2 separate regions of the Homo sapiens genome follow, and region 2 is linked to region 1. Evidence: chromatin loops called from intact Hi-C (ENCODE). Cell type or tissue: PC-3. All regions are shown on one strand. Each heading gives the region's core, and the rest is flanking DNA. Links, peaks and the distances in the headings are about the cores only.

Region 1 (2,932 bases), core at 163-2,662:
TTTTTCTACTATTCTATATTTAAATTTTTTTCTGTATAAATTATAGAAACATAAACTTCAGTAAAAAATTTATAAAAGCAAAATATGACTGGGTGCAATGGCTCACACCTGTAATCCTAGCACTTTGGGAGGCCGAGGTTGGCGGATTGCCTGAGCTCAGGAGTTCGAGACCACCCCGGGCAACACGGTGAAACCTCGTCTCTACTAAAATACAAAAATTTAGCCGGGCATGGTGGCACATGCCTGTAGTCCCAGCTACTTGGGAGGCTGAGGCAGGAGAATCGCTTGAACCTGGGAGGCGAGATCACACCACTGCACTCCAGCCTGGGCGACAAAGTGAGACTCCATCTCAAAAAAAAAAAAAAAAAATGCCACCTAGTCATAGTTATTGTATCCTCCATGTTCCCATTGCATTTTTGCATTTCTAGTATAGCACTTTCATTTTAATGCTTTATGTACCAAGGTCTGTCTTACCCATATCCTGTACTTATATACTGAGACATGACTTGTAAATTCAAGGTCACTGGAAGTCATGGGAAAGGTGAGTGTCCAGCTTGCCTTCTAGCTTTGCAAAGGGAAGTGCTATTCATCCACTATGCTTTAGGCTCTTTGGGAACAGAGATTTTATCTCATACCCCTAACTCTTAGCACAGTGCTTTACATGTGAAAAGAAATTGTTGTAATAAATATTAATAGATGTACCTAAAGAAGCTGAGAAACAATAGATGCAACACTTTTCTTCTAACACTAACAAACTTATAAGTTTGATTTGTTCTGCTGCATAGTCCAAAATGATTTAATTCATTTTCTAGTGCTCTGCAGATCTCTTCCATTATATTAAAGTTTAACTCCTTAAGTCATCCATTCAGTCCTTAAACAAACATTCATTGAAAATTTACTATGTGTCATATGCATCGTTAGCTGCTGGAGCTACAAAGACAGATAAGACAGTTTTGCCCTGGAGATGCTCATTATATGGGTGGGAGGCACTTATAAACAAACACTGGTAGTACAGCTTGTTAGTTCAATGATTGAGATATGCACATAAAACAATGAAGCTGGCCAAAAAATCTATTTTTGTATTTTGGGGTTTACAGGAGAAGTCTCCCAGAGGAGGAGGCCCCTGAGCTGAGTGTCAAAGAGCTGGCAATGAATTAGTCAGGCAAAGCATATTCCTGACAGAAGTGCAATGTGAATAAAGGGACAAAGGCAAGAATAGCACAGTGCACCACAGAGTTCAGCATTGCTGGAGGGTAAAGCTGTGGCAGGGAGTGGTGAGCGATGAGGCTGGAGGGGAGGGCAAGAAGCAGGTCATGAGTGCATTGCTGGCTGCCTTACCAGCTTAGCCTCTCTCCCGTAGGCAGCGGGGAGCTGCTGAAGGGTTTTAAGCAGTGACATTACTGGAGATTATTTTAGTGGCACTAGAGAGAACGAATTTGAGGGAGACAAAAATGTGAAAAAGTGTAACTTCTTAGGAGGCATTTGCATAAATGAGTAATAGACTTGTGTTTATATTTAATAATCATAGCTAACATCTACTTAGTACTTACATGACAGGTAGTAAGTAAGCATAATGCGATAGTCTTAATATTTCACACAATCTTATGAGTAAATATTAGTATTATTTTCATTTTACAGCTAATGAAACAGACATAAACAGTTAAGTAATTTGCCCAGGGCCAGTATCAACCCAGGCATTCTAGTAAGTCTTATGTTCTTTTTTTGAGACAGGGTCTCATTCTGTTGCCACTGGAGTTCAGTGGCATGATCTTGGCTTACTGCAACCTCCCTGCCTCAGCCTCCTGAGTAACTGGAATTACAGGTGTGCACCATTACTGCCCGGCTAATTTTTGTATTTTTAGTAGAGACGGGGTTTCACTGTGTTGGCCAGGCTGGTCTCTAACTCCTGACCTCAAATGATCCACCTGTCTCGGCCTCCCAAAGTGCTCGGATTACAGGAGTGAGCTACCACGCCTGGCCAAATCTTATGTTCTTAATCACTATCCTGTTCGTTTAATTTCTGTTTCCTGTATTAGAGTGAAGCTCTATAGAGACAAGGACTATGTTGATGATGTTCTCCACTGTGCCAACACAACTATTTGTTGAATAAAATCAGTGAATAACCTAAGTGGAACAAATAGTGGATTAAATTATGTACAGATTTAAGAAATCGTCATGCACTGCTTAACTATGGAGACACTCTCTGAGAAATTCATTGCTAGGCAATTTCATGATTGTGTGAACATCATAGAATGTAGTCACACAAAACCTAGAGGATATAGTGTACTACACACATAGGCTATATGTTATAATCTATTGCTCCTAGGCTACAAACCTGTAGAGCATGTTACTGTGCCAAATACTGTAGGTAATTGTAACACAATGGTAAGTATTTGCGTATCTAAACATAGTAAAGGTAATGTGTTGCCTTAGGACGATGTTAGGTGTTATGACTGCTAGGACATCACTAGGTGACAGGAATTTTCCAGCTCCAATGTAATCTTATGGGATCACCATCATACATGCAGTCCATCATTGACCAAAATGACATGACTGCAGTTGGATGCAATATTGGCATCCAATTATTTGGCCAGCTTTGGTGATTGTTATGGACTGAATGTTTGTCTTCCCACAAAATTCATATGTTGAAGCCCTAACGACACCCAGAGAGGCCTCTAAGGAAGTATAGTAGTTAAGATTAAATGATGGCATAAGGGTGGGCCCTAATCCAACAGGATTGATGTCTTTCTAAGAAGAGAGGACCAGAGCCTCTTGCTGTCTGTGGACAGGCACTGAGGAAAGGCCATGGAGAGAAGGCACCCACATGCAAGCCAGGAAGAACGTCCTCACCAGAAACTGAGTTGGCCAAAACCTTGATCTTGGATGTCAAAGCCTTGAATTGCGAGAAAATAAATTTCTGTTGTTTAGGTCA
Region 2 (2,932 bases), core at 218-2,717, 60 kb after region 1:
TTAGCTAGGAGTGGCCATGAGATATAAGTGGAAATTTTTGGATGGGAAATCCAGGAATGACACAGCCATTCCTGTATAGAAATTAGGTATGATGACTGGAGTTCCAGCAGCTGTCTTCTGAATGTGAGAGAACCCTGAGAATGGAAGCTGCATGCCAATGATAGGGCAGAGTGTAAAAATAGGAATTTGAGACCCTGGTGATAGGGTCAAATTTTATTTTTTAAAAATTATTATTTTGTGAGGACATAAGTAATATGTATTTATTATAGAACATTTTGGAAATATAGAACACTATAAAGAATAACAGAAAATCACTTGTAAATCCAGAAACAGCCATGTCTATCTTCCAAACTTTTTTTTCACATGCATATTACTTTACAAATGTTCATTATCAAAATATTGTGAAGAGTCTTCTATCCCTAATTTATTAAGTTTGCAGTTTTGCATATCAGTTTTTTTTTTTTTTTTTTTTGAGAGGGAGTCTCGCTCCCAGACTGGAGTACAGTGGCGCGATCTTGGCTCACTGAAACCTCCGCCTCCTGGGTTCAAGCGATTCTCTCGCCTCAGCCTCCTGAGTAGCTGGGATTACAGGTGCGCACCACCACGCCAAGCTAATTTTTGTATTTTAGTAGAGACAGGGTTTCATCATGTTGTCCAGGCTGGTCTTGAACTCCTGACCCTAAGTGATCCACCTGCCTTGGCCTCCCAAAGTGCTGGGATTACAGGCGTGAGCCACCATGCCCGGCCGCATATCAGTTTTTTTAAAAGTGAGGTCCACACATGTTAAGCTGTATTATATGATATTTTTCCATCTTTTCTTAGGAATTTGTGGGTTTATATTTTACTGTATTGTGCATATGACATTTATACACAGAAAAACCACCATGATACACAAACGCTAAATGTTTTTATTAGAAATATTAAATAGAAATGCTACATATTTCTATTAGATGCCTGTAACATGGAGGGTCGGGAGGGGATCTTAAGTTCCCTCAGGGGTAGAAGGGCTCATGGAGCTCTCACTTGGTGAAAAACCAACACTCTTCCACTATTTCTGTCTTTTCATGGTTTCATCCAGTGACACTGAGCTCACTACCTCATAAGGGATTCATTTTATCTTTGTTGAACAGCTTTACTTGGCAGACTTTTCCTTAAACTGAGCCAAAAACCTTATTTTCGTTTACTTTTTACTTGTTGGTTCTAACTCTGCTGTCCACAGCAAAACAGAATAAAATGCTGATTTTCTCAAAGTGGTGTAAACATCCCAGGAGAATTAATGAGATTATCTATGGTTTTTAACTTATATTTTTGCATGCATGTGCACCTGTGTGCACAATTTTGACTTTATAAAGCCATAAGATGATATGATAGAGATGATTGTTTTTATGTTATTTATATCCCCACGGGATATCTTGATTTGAACGGGTGATAAATTAACTCCTAGCAATTTTCAAATGTCTGCCTTAAGTAGTTTCCCTGTAATTAGATAAAAACCCACAAGATGGCAGTCACTATCCATTGTCGCCTCTGTCCCATTCTTTCAGAATTGACCTGGTAATTTAGCTTATGACTGGGTAATATAGCACCATAATTTAATATTTCTATTCTAAGCGGGTGACAGAAGTATAAATGGTTTCAATCAGCAGTTTTGGCGTTATTTTAAATTTACAAATATGCTCAAATATTATTATAGTAGGATAATATTTTTATATTACAGTATTCTTTCCAGTACCTAAGTCACTCCACGGCATCTAATTTGACATACTAGGGTACTTCTGTAGAACTAAATGGCACCCCTGTGGCTTGAATAAAAAAGAATTTGCCTGTTTTTGTATTTGTGTCATTGTGCCTGATTTAACAACCTCTGCAGAGAACTCAATATTGTTTCTTGTCTGCTATTACTAATAGCAGCTTATCCTATTTATCAGTTATGGGGATTTCAAGACTCCAAGCGTAGATTAAAAAAAAGATGTAAAAAGAATTCTGGAATGCATAAAAGAACATTATAAATATAATTCGTATGAGGTTATGAATGTTCAGATGAGAGCACTAGAGAAAATAAGGGGCTAATAGGTTATTTGAGACATATATATGAAAGAGATTAATGTGTAGTGAAAAACCCTGGGCTGGAAGCAAAATTCTTTAAAAAGTGATGGCTAGACAACCATGCCACACAAACACCCAACTATGCAATTTTATTACTTTTCTATAGAGTTTTCTTTGCTAATGAAATAAAGACATTTAGTGATACAAAGAATAATTATTGGGTTGTAGTGTAAATAGGCATTAGTAGAGAAAATGTATATGAAGCACCGAGTATATAGTGTCTGGCTCACTGTAGTTGTTACTAAATGGAGTTGTTATGATTGTTGTTCCAACGAATATTGTATTTATATGTAATAATTCAAAAATTAGTTTTATTCATTTTTCAACATAATTATTGGGCATTTACTACAGGCGAAGCACTATGTGTGATAAAAGGAATAAGATCCTAATGTTTTGGGTATATATACTACCATTATTAAATATTACTAATAAAACCAAATTTTCAGTTATTTCTATTTGGCTGTTTTTTTCTTATCTATGTCCATGATACGATGTGCTTTTAATAAGTCATTAACATTACCAGGATTGCACATCACATACACACACCCACACCCACCCCTTCATGTAATAATCTCTTCCCTTCATTCCCAATAGAAGGGTTCTCTTACAGTCCCATGCCCTAGATGTTCTGGCCTGAAGGAGCCTGCTCTGAGCTGGTACCAGAGATGATGTTGCCTGCCTTAGGGGAAACACTACAATCATTTTGTTGGGGGCAAGGGTATGGAGAAGACCCAAGACGGATGTTACTGTTGGAAAGAGGGAGGATTCAAAGAGCATGGGCTTCACATATCCTTGGGATGGAGTTTAGGATTAGAAGAATGCCGTA

Evidence for each region. A loop is a pair of places that touch in the nucleus more often than their neighbours do. Peaks named below come from ENCODE experiments on the same cell type or tissue, not always from the same donor. Only the 100,000 strongest peaks of a DNase experiment are listed, where the experiment ranks them.
Region 2: a loop joins it to region 1, with 8 times the contacts of the local background. A loop is called at or near these places in 1 of 110 quality-filtered maps.

Annotation. Positions count from the first base shown.
Region 1 is chr10:99,335,733-99,338,664 of GRCh38, reverse strand. The region is part of intron 1 of CNNM1 (cyclin and CBS domain divalent metal cation transport mediator 1); the gene reads right to left. Among named protein-coding and RNA genes, the nearest start is that of CNNM1, 7.8 kb to the right of the region's middle. In PC-3, for the core only: no CTCF peak of the experiment used is centred there; a DNase peak (open chromatin) is centred at 1,244; H3K27ac peaks cover 1,881 bases.
Region 2 is chr10:99,275,631-99,278,562 of GRCh38, reverse strand. It overlaps a transcript of HPSE2 not described here. Among named protein-coding and RNA genes, the nearest start is that of HPSE2, 41 kb to the right of the region's middle. In PC-3, for the core only: a CTCF peak has its summit at 1,485 (motif pointing right); no DNase peak of the experiment used is centred there.